Regions from separate parts of the Homo sapiens genome. Here region 2 is linked to region 1. Evidence: read pairs that join two places in POLR2A ChIA-PET (ENCODE). Cell type or tissue: IMR-90. All regions are shown on one strand. Links, peaks and the distances in the headings refer to the core of each region. The heading gives the core; the rest is flanking DNA. Region 1 overlaps CRY2 (cryptochrome circadian regulator 2). Region 2 overlaps DGKZ (diacylglycerol kinase zeta).

What was found. Peaks named below come from ENCODE experiments on the same cell type or tissue, not always from the same donor. Only the 100,000 strongest peaks of a DNase experiment are listed, where the experiment ranks them.
Region 2: POLR2A ChIA-PET joins it to region 1 with 18 read pairs; 2 of 35 experiments call an interaction of 5 or more read pairs at or near these places.

Annotation. Positions count from the first base shown.
Region 1 is chr11:45,860,480-45,868,805 of GRCh38, reverse strand. CRY2 (cryptochrome circadian regulator 2) reads right to left here. Exons shown (of 12, transcript NM_021117.5): 4 at 7,774-7,958; 5 at 6,658-6,746; 6 at 1,054-1,194. Among named protein-coding and RNA genes, the nearest start is that of CRY2, 17 kb to the right of the region's middle. RefSeq lists enhancers at 2,805-3,306, 6,554-6,848, 6,784-7,983 and a silencer at 6,554-6,848. In IMR-90, for the core only: no CTCF peak of the experiment used is centred there; no DNase peak of the experiment used is centred there; H3K27ac peaks cover 1,457 bases.
Region 2 is chr11:46,358,028-46,366,353 of GRCh38, reverse strand. All of the region lies in intron 1 of DGKZ (diacylglycerol kinase zeta), which reads right to left. Among named protein-coding and RNA genes, the nearest start is that of MIR4688, 14 kb to the left of the region's middle. In IMR-90, for the core only: no CTCF peak of the experiment used is centred there; DNase peaks (open chromatin) are centred at 3,113 and 4,833; H3K27ac peaks cover 1,545 bases.

The sequences.
Region 1 (8,326 bases), core at 313-8,312:
AAAAATTAGCCAGGTGTGGTGGCATGCACCTATAGTCCCAACTGCTGGGGAGGCTGAGATAGGAGGATCACCTGAGCCTGAAAGGTTGTGGCTGCAGTGAGCTGTGATCATACCACTGTACTCCAGCCTGGGTGACAGAATGAGATCCTGTCTCAAAAACAAACAAAAAAACAAATGTAGACACAACGGCTAGGCATGGTGGCTCACGGCTGTAATCCCAGCACTGTGGGAGGCCAAGGCAGGACAATTGCTTGTGCCCAGGAGTTCGAGACCAGCCTGGGCAACATAGCAAGACCCTATCTCTACAAAGAATGTAAAAAATTAGCTCTACTTGAGAGGCTGAGGCAGAGGGATTGCTTGAGCCCAGGAGTCTGAGGTTTCAGTGAGCTGTGATCAGGCCACACTACACTCTAGCCTGGGTAACACAGCTAGACTTTGTCTCTTAAATAAACAACAGAAACAAAAAACATAGGCACAAGATGAGGTGATCCCTCTGAATGCTGACTGTGTTGCCCTCTCTCCTTCTGGGGACAGTTAACACAGGCTTATTTGCTTCTTGTCTGTATAGCACAGCCCTGTGTGCAGCCCCTCCACACCACTCCCTCCATCACTGATGGGCAACTGCTGTTCCTGGACTCCCCTTTTGAATGCTGTGGACACAGCTCCAGAGCGGGCAGCTATGCTCTTCCACTTCAGACTGGCTCCAGCCTCACCCTCTCCATGCCTCTCACCCTGGGGACCTCGCCCCTGTCCACCAGCTGCCAGAGGATATGCCACCTCTAGGGTCACACCTGAGGCCTGCTTTTCTGCCTGTCCTTCTGCTCTACATGATGGTCTGGGCTTCATTCTGGTGGGCAGTTCACTCTGTGCTTGGCTCTGCCCTCTTGGATATTGAGTCTTCTCTCCTCCTCCGGACTATCTGCACACACTTAGGCCCTTCCAGGGGCCATAGCCCAACCCCCACCCACCAGTGCCTTTTTTAGGGTGACTGACAAGCCCAAAAGGCCTGGCTGCAGGCCTTAGGTGCAATGTGGGCAGGTATGTCCCCCTTACCTTTTTATACAGGTCCCACAGGCGGTAGTAGAAGAGGCGGCAGGAGAGACAACCAAAGCGCAGGTAGGGGCTGAGGCCTGTGGGGCTGGCCAGGAGGGAGTTGGCGTTCATTCGGGGTCTCTCATAGTTGGCAACCCAGGCCTACAGCAGAAAGAGAAGGTGGCAAAAGGAAAGGCTTGGATGTAACAGAGGAAAAAATGGAGGCATTGGGTGGTTAAGGAATCTGCCTACGGTCACAGAACAGCCAGCCATGGAGCCATGGAACACTGTGCTTGTCCAGCCGATTTTGAGACGGAACCACCATCAGACCAAACAACGAGTCTATGTCATTCTCTGACTTGCTCTTTAATTTGTGGGGTGACTGTGAACACGTTGTTACTTCCCTCAGCTACGTATCTATTAAATAAGAACAAAATTTCCAATCTTCTGTGGATTAAAATGAGATATGAAAGAATTCTGAAAGCACTGAATGAACTCTCTAATTATACAGCAGGAAACAAGGCTTCTATGTTACAGAAAAGAATATCTCAGTCCCTTCTCTAGTCACTAGCGGCCCTGAGGTTGTATCACAGACACCAGGGACTTCGCATTATTGTTCAACAGCAGCTGGGGAAGGAGGAAACTTCCAATCCATTCCTGGGGACCAATGGAATCATTCATTTCTGGGGCCATGTGTCATATAACATTACTGGTCATGTTTTTATCATCACTGGTTGCTGGCATAGGACTTTACTTTCCTGACTTGCTGTTCCATGCAGTCTCTCACGACTTTTTTTATTTATTTTTTTTTCTTTTTTGAGACAGAGTTTTGCTCTTGTCACCCAGGCTGGAGTGCAGTGGCGTGATCTCGGCTCACCGCAACCTCCACCTCCCGGGTTCAAGGGATTCTCCTGATCGCCCACCTTGGCCTCCCAAAGTGCTGGGATTATAGGTGTGAGCCACTGTGCCCGGCCTATTTCCACTTTCTTAACTCCCAACATCCTCTCCTCCTCTCCATGATACTGTTTCACAACCTTGACTCTCTTCAGCCTCCTGAGTAGCTGGGATTATAGGCACCTGCCACCACACCTGGCTAATTTTTGTATTTTTAGTAGACATGGGGTTTCGCCATGTTGGCCAGGCTGGTCTCTAACTCCAAACCTCAGGTGACCACAAGGCTGGTTCCCACAAGAGTCTCCTGTGACTTCTGTGCCACTGAGTCCTGCAGGCACTTTCTGACCTTGTATTTTGGGATCTCTCAGCAGCGCTATACCTGCCAACTGTGCTGTCTTATCCTCTTGATTCCTTGGCCTCTGTGACTCCACATCTCCTGGTATCTCCCAGCTGCCTGGCGCTCTTGGTCTTTCATCAGCTCCACCTCCTCTGCCTCTCCCTTAAATGTGGGTACCCAGGGCTCAGCTCTAGGTTCTCTACTCAACTGTGTGCCTCAGCAAGCTCATCCAGGCCCATGGCTCCCAGTTCCACCCCTTTGCAGACAACCACCACATCCATAGCTCTAGCCCAGATTGCTCCACCCAGCTGCCTGCTAGAAACCTCTACTTGGCTGCCTCTCAGGCAGCTCAAGGGAGATGTGCCCTTTTCTTTTAACCCACCCTTCCATTGGCCTCCCTACCTCAGATAATACACTGCTAGCTACCTAGCTGCCCAAGGCACAATCCTAGCCATCACCTTTGTCCCCTCACCAAGTCCTGTCAATTCTACTGCCTAAATATTTCCCAAATCTGTCCTTTTCTTTCCATTCCCTGCTGCCACCAACCTGGTTCAGGCTAAGGTCATATCTAGACTGGACAACTGTGGCAGCCTCCTGACTGGCCTCCCTGCGTCCACTCCCATCCCCCGCTAACTCATTCTCCACGCTGGGACCAGAGTAATGTAATGCCTGTTGCTCGGGATAATGTACACAGTGGGCTTCCTGTTGCTCTGAGGACAGAGCCCAAATCTTCATGAAAGCTTCTGTGGCTCCCCAGCACCCAGGCCTTTCCAGCTCTGTCTCTTGCCCCTTTTTTTTGAGACAGGGTCAGGGTGGAGTGCAGTGGTGTGATCTCGGCTCACTGTACCCTCCGCCTCCTGCTGCCCCTCTTCTTTACGCATCTGCTCTCACTGGCCTTTGCCTCTGCACAAGCAGCTGCCTCTGGACCACTGTCTTCCTTTCCCTCACCTTCACCTGGTTAACTGAGACTCTTCCTTCAAGTCGCAACCTCAAGGCTTCCTCCTCTGCAGGTAACCCCTGTGGTATCAGGTTAAGCACTTCTAACAGATACTAGGTATTTTTGCGTGTACACACCCTTGCTAGCCCCCAGCTTTTAAAATATTTTTATTTTAAATGAAACTTGGATACAGAAAATCACACACATGTGTGACTTAATGAATTATTCTAAGGCAAACATCCACGCAATAGCCACCAAGGTTTGGGAAACAGAGCTTTGACAGCCACCCCAAGAGTCTATGTGCTCATCCCAGGAATAGTTCCCTCCTGCCCCCCAGTATATGCAACCCCTACCTCAGCTTTTATAATAAACACGTTCTGCATTTCTGAAATGTTTACATTTTTCTATTTTGGCAAAACGTTTGAAAGGAAGGACTTTATCTTTTCACAGTTATTCTTTGTGTTTAAGTAGCTTTTTTTTTTTTACCCAAATGTGCATTCCTAGGTATTACAATTTAGTCTTGGCCATTTAAAAAACTTTATTTCTGCCCGGGTGTGGTGGCTCATGCCTGTAATTCCAGCACTTTGGGAGGCTGAGGCAGGAGGATCACTTGCGGTCAGGAGTTTGAGACCAGTCAGGCCAACAGGGTGAAACCCTGTCTCTACTAAAAGGACAACAATTAGCCAGGCATGATTGTGGGAGCCTGTAATCCCAGCTACTCAGTTTTCTTTTTTTTTTGAGACAGAGTCTCATTCTGTCAACCAGGCTGGAGTGCAGTGGCATGATCTCGTCTCACTGCAACCTCCGCCTCCCAGGTTCAAGCGATTCTCGTGCCTCAACCTCCCAAGTAGCTGGGATTACAGGCACTCGCCACCATGCCTAACTAGTTTTTGTATTTTTAGTAGAGATGAGGTTTCACTATGTTGGCCAGGCTGGTCTCGAACTCCTGACTTCAAGTGCTCCACCTGCCTCGGCCTCCCAAAGTGCTGGGATTCTTTTTCTTTTATTTCTGAGACCCCACTCTCTGTCACCCAGGCAGGAGTGCAGTGGCATGACTTCCTGGGCTTAAGTGATTCTCCCACCTCAGCCTCCCAAGTAGTTGGCACTACAGGCACATGCTGCCACACCCGGCTAATTTGTTTTTATTTAGAGATGAGGGCTTGTCATGTTGCCCAGGCTGGTTTTGAACTCCTAGGTTCAAGAGATCCTCCTGCCTTGGCCTCCCAAAGTGCTAAGATTACAGGTGTGAGTCACTGTGCCTGGCCTTAAAAAAAACTTTAATATGTTATTTAATTTTCTTTTAATCTGCACATTTTATGCCATTTTTTTCTTTTCCTTTCCATTGTTCTGGGAAAGAATCCAGGCCATCTGACTTGCCAAGATTCCCACAGTCTGGATTTTGCTGACTGTATACTCATGGTGCAGTTCAACAAGTGCTGTGTCCTGTGTATCACCTGCACATTGGTGGCTAGTACCAGAAACTGGACTGGACTCAGGTTTGATCCCTTTGACAAGACTACAGGGGGCACATAATGCTTGCCTCCTTCTATGGTGTCAGCAGTCACCAATACATAATGCATCATTATTGAGGGTTACAAAATGGTGGTATTCAAATTCCACCATTCCTTTTTAATTTAATAATCAGAATACTTTTATAGAGAGATGCTTGCCCTCATCTACTATTGAGTAACCCAGTGGTAAAGATCATGTAGCTTCCTCTGCTTTTCAGTAACAGCATCTCATATTCCTGTGGAGAATCAGCCTTCCCTGATCCTAGTCCGAGTGGATAAAGCAGAGCTAAACCTACCTTCCAGTTCTGGGAGCGGACTCATGATGCAAGTCTGGCCAGGGAAAGCACCACCTCCTATACCTGGCCACAGTCATTGAGTCAGGGACAGTCACATGACCCAAACCAGGACAATGAAAACATGCCTTGGGACTTTTCCTGGTGCTTTCGGAAAAGAGGCACATACCTTCTTCTATCTAGTATTGCTAAACTGGCATGAGTAGGTGCTCCCTTCAGATTTGGAGAACTGAAGGAAGCTAAAATAAACATCCTGAAATCAGGTTCAACTCCTGTATCTCTAGCACCATTTGTTCTCCCAGATGTGCAGGACACAGTATTTCCTCTGGGCACCACTGAGTCTGAATATGTCCATGGCGTAAGGGCCCTTGAGAGAAGGGGCCCGCTCTCTGGGGGTATGTGGAAAAGGAGCTCCTGTCGGTGACCTAAGGGACATCCTTCTACAAAATGTTCTCCAGCTGATAAAAACTAACCATAGATGATAGCTCTTTACAGGTTTAAGCCTTACTCTACTCCTGCAATCCCATTTGTCATCTCCACCCTTCTGCCCCTTGGCCCAACCTTTGTCTTCAAACTGGGCCCAAGAATCTCTAGGTGAACCTTTTGATGTGGACAGAGATAGCTAGTCTCATCCTTTAAGTCTGTGGGGCTTGCTTTCGTCCCAGGCTGAAGGAAACAACCAGGTAGAAACATCGAGGCTGTGGGCCTTCACTGTTGACTGGACACCTCCAGGGCTGGAGAACATTCTTCCCAAGTAGATTTGCCTTGGCCTCCTTGTTCTATTATCGTCATCATCTGGCTGCTAGGCAAAATACCTAGCCATCTTAGCAGGCATAGAAAAAGCTGACATTTTATAAACCAGCTGCAGGGGGCAGGAAACTAGGAGCTGACTGTTCTCGGACATGAGAACTTTCTCTGCTCCTCTAGCTGCAGGGGAGTGAGGACTTTGTGACACTGTGCCTCTGAGGCCTGGGCTTCTTTCCTCCCCAGTTCTCACTGCACTGGGAGGTGGGCCATTTGCTCTGTGTCCAAGCATATGGAAATCAACACGCTGAAAGAGTTCCAGCAAAAAGGTGCGGAGACACATCAACACAAAATAATCTTATAGATTTTACTAACCAGATATCCTCTTAGTAGGGGGAACCTGCCCACAGATGAAAGAAAAGCAATCCGACATAGCTTTAGAATAACATAGAACAAGGTCTTACTGTGTTATAAGGTGAGCATTCCTAATTCAAGAATCTAAAATCTGAAACACTTTTGGTCCCAAGCACTTTGGATAAGGGATACTCAACCTGTAATTACTAACTTTGTGACCTCAGGCAAGTTACTTAACCTCTCTAAGCCTCAATTTTGTAATCTGTAGAATGAACAGCTTAGTACCTACCTTGCAGGCTATTGGAAAGATTAAAAGAAATGCCAGCAGGTGCTTAACCCAGAAATGCTGAGCCTAGTGACCAGCACATGGTAAGTACTCTCTAAATGGTAGTTGCTGTTAGTGTTGCTGTTGTTATGGCCATCAGGAGGATAGGAGGATTTTTCATTTTCCAAACAATGTGAGCTAAGAGGGACTAAAGGACATGGACATGACCTGTATCTCCTGCTGTGTGGATATCAGTATCTGCAGCTCTGTGTCTCAGAAACGGCCCATACCTTCCGTTCCAAGTGCTTATCCAGGCGGGCCAGAGCTTCTGTCTCTCCTCCCTGCCAGACAGCTGGACCAAGTCCTTCAGTGGGGAACCCTGAAGAGAAGGAAAGGTCACAAGACAGGAGGTTTGACCATTTCAGTGATAGCCCGGCACGGCTGTTCTGTTATTTGAACTTTATGAGAATTGAACCACAGTGTCTCGGTGCTACTGGGGGTTAGATAATCCTTAAAGTTTTAGCGTTTTCTAGGTCAACTTGGTTCTCTTCCCACAGTCACTATTTTCTCTGCTTTCCCCTGCACCCTCATCGCTCCAGGTAGATGACAACAATCCCGGACCTCCTGCCTTTTCAGATTAGCTGGCAACAACTGTGGTTTTCAGGTGAAAAAGGCTAATAGCTTTGTTCAGATCAAAAGACTGGAGGTGTGGCTCACGTCTGTAATCCCAGCACTTTGGGAGGCCGATGTGGGTGGATCACTCGAGGTCACCAGTTCAAGACCAGCCTGGCCAACATGGTGAAACCCCGTCTCTACTAAAAATACAAATATTAGCTGGGCGTGATGGCAGGCGCCTGTAGTCCCAGCTACTCAGGAGGCTGGGGCAGCAGAATTGCTTGAACCCGGGAGGTGGAGGTTGCAGTGAGCCAAGACTGTGCCACTGCACTCCAGACTGGGCAACAGAGCCAGACTCCGTCTAAAAAAGAAAAAAAAAAGGTAAGAAAGAGGGAGGGGTGAAAGAGTGTAGTTAGTAATCTGAGAGGCTGACAGATTCCCTGCTTTCAACAGAAGCAATACTAGCTATCTTGTTACTGAGAAGCCCATGGACACCAGCACCAGGCAGTGCCTGTATTGTCTGCGAGAGGTTAGTACAAAAATAGAGGCATGATCTAGAACCAGAAACAGAAGATTACATGTATGAGTATGAACAGAACAAATACTAGAAGGACACAGTTTAAAATTAATTGTGGTTACCTCTGGGTGGTGGAGTAATAGTGACTGCCATTTCCATTTTTGTTTTCCTGTGCTTTCTAACCTTTCTATAATGACATGCATTACTTTCACAAAGAATTTCTTTACACAAAAGCAGGCACCAGCACAAGTGGCTCTGGGCAGGAAGTACGCACCCAGCTCCTCCAGGGAGGGCACGCCGTAGGTCTCGTCGTGGTTCTCCTGGATCTCGGCCCTGCAGCTCTCCATCTGCTGGCTGGTCACCAAGCCCACTGGCTTCTTGGGCAGCTCCATGCGGCTGATGATGGCCTGAAAGCGCTTGTATGTAAGGGGTGGCTTCTGCCCATTCAGCTCAATGATCCTGGGGAGCCCAAAGCATAGCTAGTGTTACCCACATGGCCCTGTGATGTGGGTCCCTGCCCACCCAAAAAAGAACCCAGACTCTGAAGGCTTTGAGGGTGGCTTTCCTCATCCACTCACAGGTCCCATGCCTGAGTGGAAAGGAGGGGGCAAGGGAGGCCGCATCTCCATTTTACCGAGAGGGAAAATAAAGCCCAGAGAGCTGAAGCAGGTGCCTCAGTAATGGAGCAAGGCAGGGCCAGAGCTGGGACTCAATTCCGGGCTCCCTGGTGTTGACGCAGAGCCGCCTAAAGACAGAGACTGACAAAATCTCTAATCACAGAAAAATCCCTACTAGCCTGCTTGGCACTTGGCCTATCTGTCCAAGCT
Region 2 (8,326 bases), core at 59-8,058, 500 kb before region 1:
CCTTGCCTGTGGGCAGCCCCACGCTGCTGGGCCGCTGCTGCCCCTCTCCAGGGCCTGGCACCTTCCCCCGGAAATGTCTCCTAAAGAAAGTCTCCATGGCAGGCGGTTGGCTGTTGGGCACAGAGACCGGGAGCATCAGGAGCTGGATCAGGCCACGGTCTGTCCTGTGTCCGGGAGCCCATTCACAGCCTCTGCCCCATGAGAAGGGAAGCAACCAGGAGCCCATTCACAGCCTCTGCCCCATGAGAAGGGAAGCAACCCCTGAGGGAGGGAGGGGTCACTGCAGCCTCTGACCTCCATGTGAGGATCCCAGGGGTGCTCAGGGGAGCCCACGTTTACAGCTGTTGGGGCACTGATGCTCTCCCCCATTGCACCCTAGGGAGCCCTGGAGTCCCAGGGAGGTGGGTGCTTCAGGCTACCCCTTCTTCCCCCATCCAGGCACCAGAATCTACAGAGCTCTGGGCCTAAAGGCCTCCACCTGCCCTGCCGGAAGCTGATGGAAAAGAAAACAAAAAGAAAATGGGGAGTCGGTCTGCCTGGATGGACGGTGGGGCCCAGGGCAGGGCTTCCCACTTGCTGGGCCTTTGTTTTGCCACCAACATGGTGGGGGCAGGTTAGGTGTCCCCTCATGGGACATGGAGCAAACCAAGCTATAACAAAATGAGGCTCTCTGCAAAGGAACTTAATCCTGACAGGACCCCCAGAGTCTCTCAGCCCATAGCCTTGGGGTCAGGCTGAAGGTGACTCCTGGAAATAGAGAGGGTCTAATGTGTAGCTCAGGGGAGACCAGGTCTCAGGGAACTGGAGAGTCACTGTCTGGCTCTCCTGGGAGAGAGGCTGCTCAGTCTCCCTTCACACCCAGGGGGCCGTGACAATAGGCTTGGGCCAAAAGCAAAGCCTTCTGGATTCTGGGTGTGTGCGTGCCTGTATGTCTGAAGTGCTGATGGTAAGAACTTTCTGGTGCTCGACTGCTCTGTCTCACCTTTCTGAAGGGACAAAGTACGGATACCCCAGGGTGAAGCTGGGTGATGCCGGGAAACCCTTCTGACTCTGCTCCTGATGGAGCCTGTGACTGCACATTCTTCTGCGGCCCTGATGCTGGAAGCCCCCATACTCACAATTCCAAACGCTGCACAGCCCAGAGCTCCCTCCTGCAGGCAGGCAGGAGCTGTGGGCATCATCCTAGCTCCCACCTGGACCTGGCCTCCATGGACCCATCCTGAACTCATGCTTTGCTCCCTCTGCCAGCTCACCTCAGCCCTGCCTACCCTTCTTCACAGCCAGCATCGAGCTCCTGTGCCCTACCTCTCCTAACAGTGGGGGAAGGGCAGCCTGCCTGGCATGGATCAGGCTGGCGATGCCTCCAGGTACCTGAGGCCACCTGTGCCCCACAGCAGGTGATCTCCTGGGCCCTGGTCCTGGGGAGAGACTGGTGGGGGATGCATCCTAACCGCTGGCAGCCACAGAGGTCAAGGTCACAGCCCTGGGACAGTGCTGCCTGGGGCTGACAGAAGAAGCCCTGTGGTCCCCTGAAGGCTGGCATTAATTAGGCATGGTGGGTGATGCCCTGGACGCATGTTGGGCAGGAGGAAGGATGAAGGCAAAGATGAAGGGCTGGAGGAGTCAGGCCCAGGCCGCACGTCTAGCACCTTCTCCTTCCATACACTGCACTGATTTGCTACTGCCCTGCAGGTCTTGAGCAGCTTCAGGCCAGGTACAGGGGTGTTGGGGGAGAGATGGACAGGGTGGAGGTGCCTAGGGAAGCAGAGTTCTGCACAGCTCAGCTCTTGGTCTCTGCCTATTGGAGTTTCCAGCTGCCTCAGATGACAGGGAGGTCAGGGCAGTGCTCTTATGACCCCAAATAGTGCCCCACTCAAAGCAGACCACCTGGGCCGGAGGGAGCTGCAGGGGCAGGACAGCAGGCATGGGTGGAGAGCGCTGGGTCTCCCCCAAAATCACCAGTGTCACGGCTGACATTTACTGAGCCCCTATGTGTCAGGCACTGTGCTAAGCCCCTGACAAACACTTAGATCATTTCATAAACTGCAACCCCAAGGAATAGGTACTGCATCACACTGCATTCCTGATGAGGAAGTTGACGCAGAGGTGACCGCCTAGAGTCCACGGCAAGTCAGTGTGGAGTCAGTGCTGGAGTCCAAGTCTACCTAACGGCAAAGCCTGCGTCCCAGAAATGGGGTGGGTTGCAGGGTCCTTCCTCCTGGAACATGAGGCTGGGATGGGGTAGGAAAGGGAACCAGATAGGGAATAATAACGAACACCTGCTACGTGACAGGCCCTGGGCTAAGTACTTTATCATCTCGTGTAATCCTCACCACAGCCCTGTGAGGTAAGCAGGACCTGCAGCTCCATTCTAGAGATGGGGAAACTGAGGCTTCAAGAGGGCCAGTAACATGCCACAGTCCCACGGCCAGTCAGCGGCATTCGGGACCTGAACCCGGGTCTTCCCGACCTGGGGCCTGCTTTGTGTCAGGGGAAGAGGAGCCTGAAGGCCCAACTGCCCCCTGCCGTCAGGGCACCGGCCTGCCAGCCCTCCCCAGGGTGTCAGCTTTCCTGCCTGCCTGGTCAGGCCGCCCTGTGACAGCTGCCCAGCCTGGAGGAGATTAGTCACCCGGACACACCGCCTGATGCTACTGTCACCCAGAAAACAAAAGGCCACAGTCAGTGGGGGGAGGTGCCGCTGCACCCGTGGGCAGCGGTGAGGGCTGAGCCCAGCTTGCGGCCCCAGACCTGCACTGACAACAGGGGCCAGGACCCCCTCGAGAGACAAGGGCGGCTTACAGGAGCTCCTGTGGTGCCCGGCTCCACACACTGCCAGGCAGCCCAGGTCCACATCTGTCCAGGAGTCTCCTCGGCGGCCGATGATGCCGCCCCTCCCAGCAGAGTGGGGTGGGCAAGGCCGGCAGTGCTGTGTGACTGTGTGCAAGTTGGCCCCTCACGGGCCTCAGTTTCCCTGTGTGTCTGGGGAGGCTGTCAGAGTGGCTGAGCTGACAATTTGTCACAGGCTCTCCTGCTGGGCACCCATGCCTCCGTGCTCCCATGCCCCTCCCCGCAGGCCTGAGTTTCCTGTTCCTCTGGTCTCCATAGAAACCTCTGTCCCTGGTCAGCAAGAGCCTGACTCCTCACTTCCTATCTCTGCTGGGGCTTCTCCTGGGCCTTGTTGGAGCCCGCCCTGGGCCTAAGCCTCTCCCATAGCGCAGCTCTGCGTGACAGTGTCTTCTCACCTCGTGCTCTTGGTCACCTCCACCTCGCCACACAGTACGTGTAAAGGTCACCCTGAGGGCTTCAACACCAAGAGCACAGCAAAATGGCTGTCCCTCGGTCTCCGGGTGGGGAGCCTGTTACACCAATGGGGACAGGATGGGAAAGGACTCAGGGGACCCCATCAACCCTTGGCCGGCTCTGGGGCCTGACAAGGACAGGGCCTGGGAAAGGACAGAGGAAGTCAGGAGACAAGACCATTGGTGTCTGGCCGTGCACCCTTGCTGGACAGTGGCTGTGGCTGCAGGTGGCCGAGCTGCAGTGGCTGCTATCGGGGCAGGCAGGCCGGAGAGCTTCATCAGCTACAGCTGGAGCGGACAGGACACCCACCCTCCAGAGCCCAGGCCATCTCACGCCCTGTGCTAGTTTCAAGGGCGTTGGCATCCTGAATCTGCCACTGCCACCCTAGACTGATCCACTAACCTTTCTGAGCCTCAATTTTCTCATCTGCAAAATGGAGCTCACACCACCTGGTTCAGAAGATTGGCCTAAAGGAGGTCTGGATGCGATGACAGAGAGAGAGTGCCTGGTGATACCTGGCAGACAGCAGGGCCTGGCAGGGCCTACACCCACCATAGACACCAGAGCATGTGATTGTGCTACCTCCTGGGGTCTGTCTGCCCACAGTGAGGCCAGGAACCCAGAAAGGGAAGCAGGAGTGCCCAGGGTGGCCACCACCCACCGCATGAGGAACAGAGCCGGCCACAGGTGTCACCTGGGTATCTGCTCGTGCCATGAGGAATGCCCTCTGCACCCGGTACCAGGCCTGGCCCCCTGAGTTGCTCTCACAGGATACCCCATGGGACTGACCCAGAGCGCCCACTCCACACCCTGGGCAGGGCCTCGTCCGCCTTCTGCTCCGTGAAGGCTGGGCATGGTGCATGGCGACCCCACCTCCAGCAGCCCCAGAGCAAGGGCCTGCAGCTGCCTCCCCAGAACCCCCTCGGCTCTGCTCCCACAGACCTGGGTTGGAGGGAAGGAGGTGGGGAAGCTGGAAGGGAGGCCAGTCCCTCCCCAGTCAGCCTAGGGGCTGGGGAGGCAGAGTCCTCCTCCCTTCCCCAGGCTGAGACTCACCACAGGGATCCTGTCAAAAACAACAAACAAAATGTACCTCGGGGAGCAGGTGGGCCAGGCTGGATGGTAAGAAGGCGACCAGGCCAGTGAGTGTTTAGTCGGCAGGGTCTGCCCTGGCTCAGCAGGAGCTCGGGGGGACCCTTTTCCATCAGCTTCAGGAACCTGGCAGGGCAGGCTCCTTGCCTAGGGATGGTGGGGCCCGGGTCCGCCCGGATCCAACCCTCCCCGCACCCACCCAGCCAGATACAGAGGGAGGAAGCAGAAAGCAAGGAGGGGCTGGGGGCCCCTTTTGACCTGATCTGGAAGGCAGGGCGCAGGTGGGAGCTGGGGTCCCCAAGGCCGGGCTCTGGATCCAGCTCCGGGCTGGCGGCCTCTGCTGAGCAAGTCCTAGTTTGGAGAGCTAGCAGCCGTGGCTGCTCCTCTGCCCCCTCCCCCTTGTCACCCTCCTCCCTGCAGCCTGAGACAGCCGTTATGAAAATAACCCGATTGGTAACTGAACGCACTTCCTCTCCCAGCAGCGGCTCCAGGCCCTGCAGCAGGCGACGGGTGGGCGGACGGGCACACAGCGCACGAGCGTGCCTCCCAGCTCCTTTTCCCAAGGTTCCCAGAGCCAGGCTGGGTGACAACCCAGTGGCCTCCCTTCCACCTGGCACCCAGTACAGCCCAGCCCATGCCTCAGCTTGGGAACGAGGTCTAAGGAGGGAGAAGTGGGAGCCAGGCCCTTTTAGGGAGGGGGCCCCCCACTAATGCCCCCTATTTAGCCACCTAATGCCTTCTCACGCCCACTGGACAGGTTTTCTGAGGTCTGGGGAAGCTAATCACACCGGCTCCAGACAAAACAATCACAAAAATAAGTATCTGTGGAGTGTTTCACAACTTACAAAGTACTTTTCACCAGCATTACAAACGGGAGGCTGGTATTTCCCCTGTGCAGACAGCACTACTGTCCCACTGAATAGATGGGGCAACTCGAGGCTTGTGGAAGCCCGTGACTGCCCACAACTCCGATTTGGTTGAGCTGGGACTCCAGCTTCTGGGTCTTCTGGCTCTGCCAAGCTAAGGAACGCCCAGAAGACACCAGTCTGTGTTATATGTATCCTGACTGGAATGCCACCCCCCCAACTCCCAGTCCTGACATGGTACCCTAGGGTCTGGAGTGGCAGCTGTCCAACTGCCTGATCCCAAGACCTCTTTAAACTCTTTTTTTTTTTCTTTGAGATGGAGTCTTGCCCTGTCACCCAGGCTGGAGTGCAATGGCGTGATCTCAGCTCACTGCAACCTCCGCCTCCCGGGTTCAGATGATTCTCCTGGCCCAGCTTCCCGAGTAGCTGGGATTACAGGCACCTGCCACCATGCCCAGCTAATTTTTGTATTTTTAGTAGAGACGGGGTTTCACCATGTTGGCCAGGCTGGTCTCGAACTCCTGACCTCGTGATCCGCCCACCTCGGCCTCCCAAAGTGCTAGGATTACAGGCATGAGCCACCGCACCCAGCCTTTTTTTTTTTTTTTTTGATGAGGAAAGGGGCGAGGAGCTTCCACGCCCTCCCTGGGCACACCATCCTCCAGGAACCTCCATGTGTTCAGCAACTTGAAAGCTCCCAGACCCCTTTACACTCTCAAAATTGGTGAAGATCCCAAAAGAGTTTTGTTTTAGGGGGTGACAGCTATTAATATGTATCATATCAGATGTTAAAACTGAGAAATGTTTAAGATACTTACTAGCTTAAAACAATAAGCCCATTACGTTAATATAAACAACACTTTTATAAATAATTTTCTAAAAAAAAGTTAGCAAAAAGAGTGGCATCATTTTACATTTTTTGCAAATCTCTTTAACATCTGGCCTAATAGAAGGCAGCTGGATTCTCCTGTCTATCCCTGCATTCAATCTGTTGTGACATGTTGTTTTGGTTGAAGTATATGAAGAAAATTCTGCCTCACACAGACATGTAGTTACAAAAAGAAGGAATATCTTTAACAGCCTTTCCAGGTAATTATAGATTTTCTTTGCTACTACACCAAAATATGACAAATGACAGTTTCTCAAAGGTTAGTTGCAATGTGGAATCTAAAACCGTATCAGGCCGGGCACAGTGGTTCACGCCTGTAATCCCAGCATTTTGGGAGGCCGAGGTGGGCGGATCAACTGAGGTCAGGAGTTCGAGACCAGTCTGGCCAACATGGCAAAACCCCGTCTCTACTAACAATACAAAAAAAAAAAAAAAAAAATTAGCCGGGCATGATGGCAGGTGCCTGTAATCCCAGCTACTCGGGAGGCTGAGGCAGGAGAATCGCTTGAACCTGGGAAGCGGAGGCTGCAGTGAGCCGAGATCACGCCACTGCACTCCAGCCTTGGCCACAGAGCGAGACTCCATCTCAAAATAAATAAATAAATATAAATAAATATAAATATAAAACCACGTCAATGAACTTTCCACTGGACTACCTTGCATTTTGAATTTTGTAACATCAAGCACCAGTCATTGGAAAATACTGGTTTACTGAGTTATGCAGATCTTCCAAATGGTGACACATTTTATTTTATTTTATTTTTGAGATGGAGTCTGGCTCTTATCGCCCAGGCTGGAGTGCAATGGCGCAATCTCAGCTCACTGCAACCCCAGCCTCCCAGGCTCAAGTGACTCTCCTGTCTCAGCCTCCTGACTAGCTGGGATTACAGGCATGGGCCACCATGCCCAGCTAATTTTTTTTTGTATTTTTAGTAGAGACGGGGTTTCACCATGTTGGCCAGGCTGACCTCGAACTCCTGACCTCGTGATCCGCCCGCCTTGGCCTCCCAAAGTGCTGGGATTACAGGCATGATTCACAGCACCTGGCCTTATTTTATTATTTTTTTTTTGAGATACAGTCTTGCTCTGTCGCCCAGGCTGGAGTGCAGTGTTGCGATCTCAGTTCACTGCAACCTCCTCCCAGGCTCAAGTGATTCTCCTGCCTCAGCCTCCCGAGTTGCTGGGATTACAGGTGTGCACCACCATATCCAGCTAATTTTTGTATTTTTAGTAGAGATGGGGTTTCACCATGTTGGCCAGGCTGCTCTCAAACTCCTGACCTCAGGTGATCTGCCCGCCTCAGCCTCCCAAAGTGCTGGGATTACAGGTGTGAGCCTCCACACCTGGCCCACATGTTATTATACAATACCAAAAATCACACTAACTTCACTACTGATCTCATCAGAAAAATTTTAAGCCTGAGGAAGCCGTCAGGCTCTAGGAAGTGAATAAAAGGTTTCCAAAATTCTCATTTTTGCTCAAAAGCTCAAATTTTATCATTGGCAACAAATATTTTATTACTTATTTTTAAAAAATATATGTAGAGATGAGGTCTCACTATGTTGCCCAAGCTGGTCTTTAACCCGTGGGCTCAAGTGATCCTCCTGCCTTGGCCTCCCAAAGTGATAGGATTACAGATATGAGCCATGGTGGCCTGTGCCTGGCAACAAATAATGACACTGTTTTGGAAATGACAAGCTCATGTCATGCACTTTTGAGAAAATGTCTGCCAAATACCTACATCTGACTAGTTTGTCTATCAGGTGTCCAAGTACAAATGGTGTTCTTAAAAAAAAAAGCATCTAGTACAGCTTACAACTGCATCGAGTTAAGAGCTTTTCCTCATCACAGTTTGGTTTGCAGCAAAGGTGCCTTATATATATTTCATATTCCTTCATGTAAAATATCAGAAGATATAGGTACACAAGGGTCTAGACTTTATAAAATTAATGATCTTCACTACTTTTAAAGAAATGTATGTATGGAGTAAGGACTCTGATGTTGGGGCCCCTGCCTAGATTCGCGTTGAGGGGCTAGCAGTTTTACCCACCACTGCTTTTGTGCCATCAGCACAGCAAAAAAAAGGCAGGAACCAGGGTATCTCTGAAAATAGTTTTGACTTTATCAAATCCCTGAAATGGGTCAGGGCACCCCCAGGACCATACTTTTTAAGACCACTGAT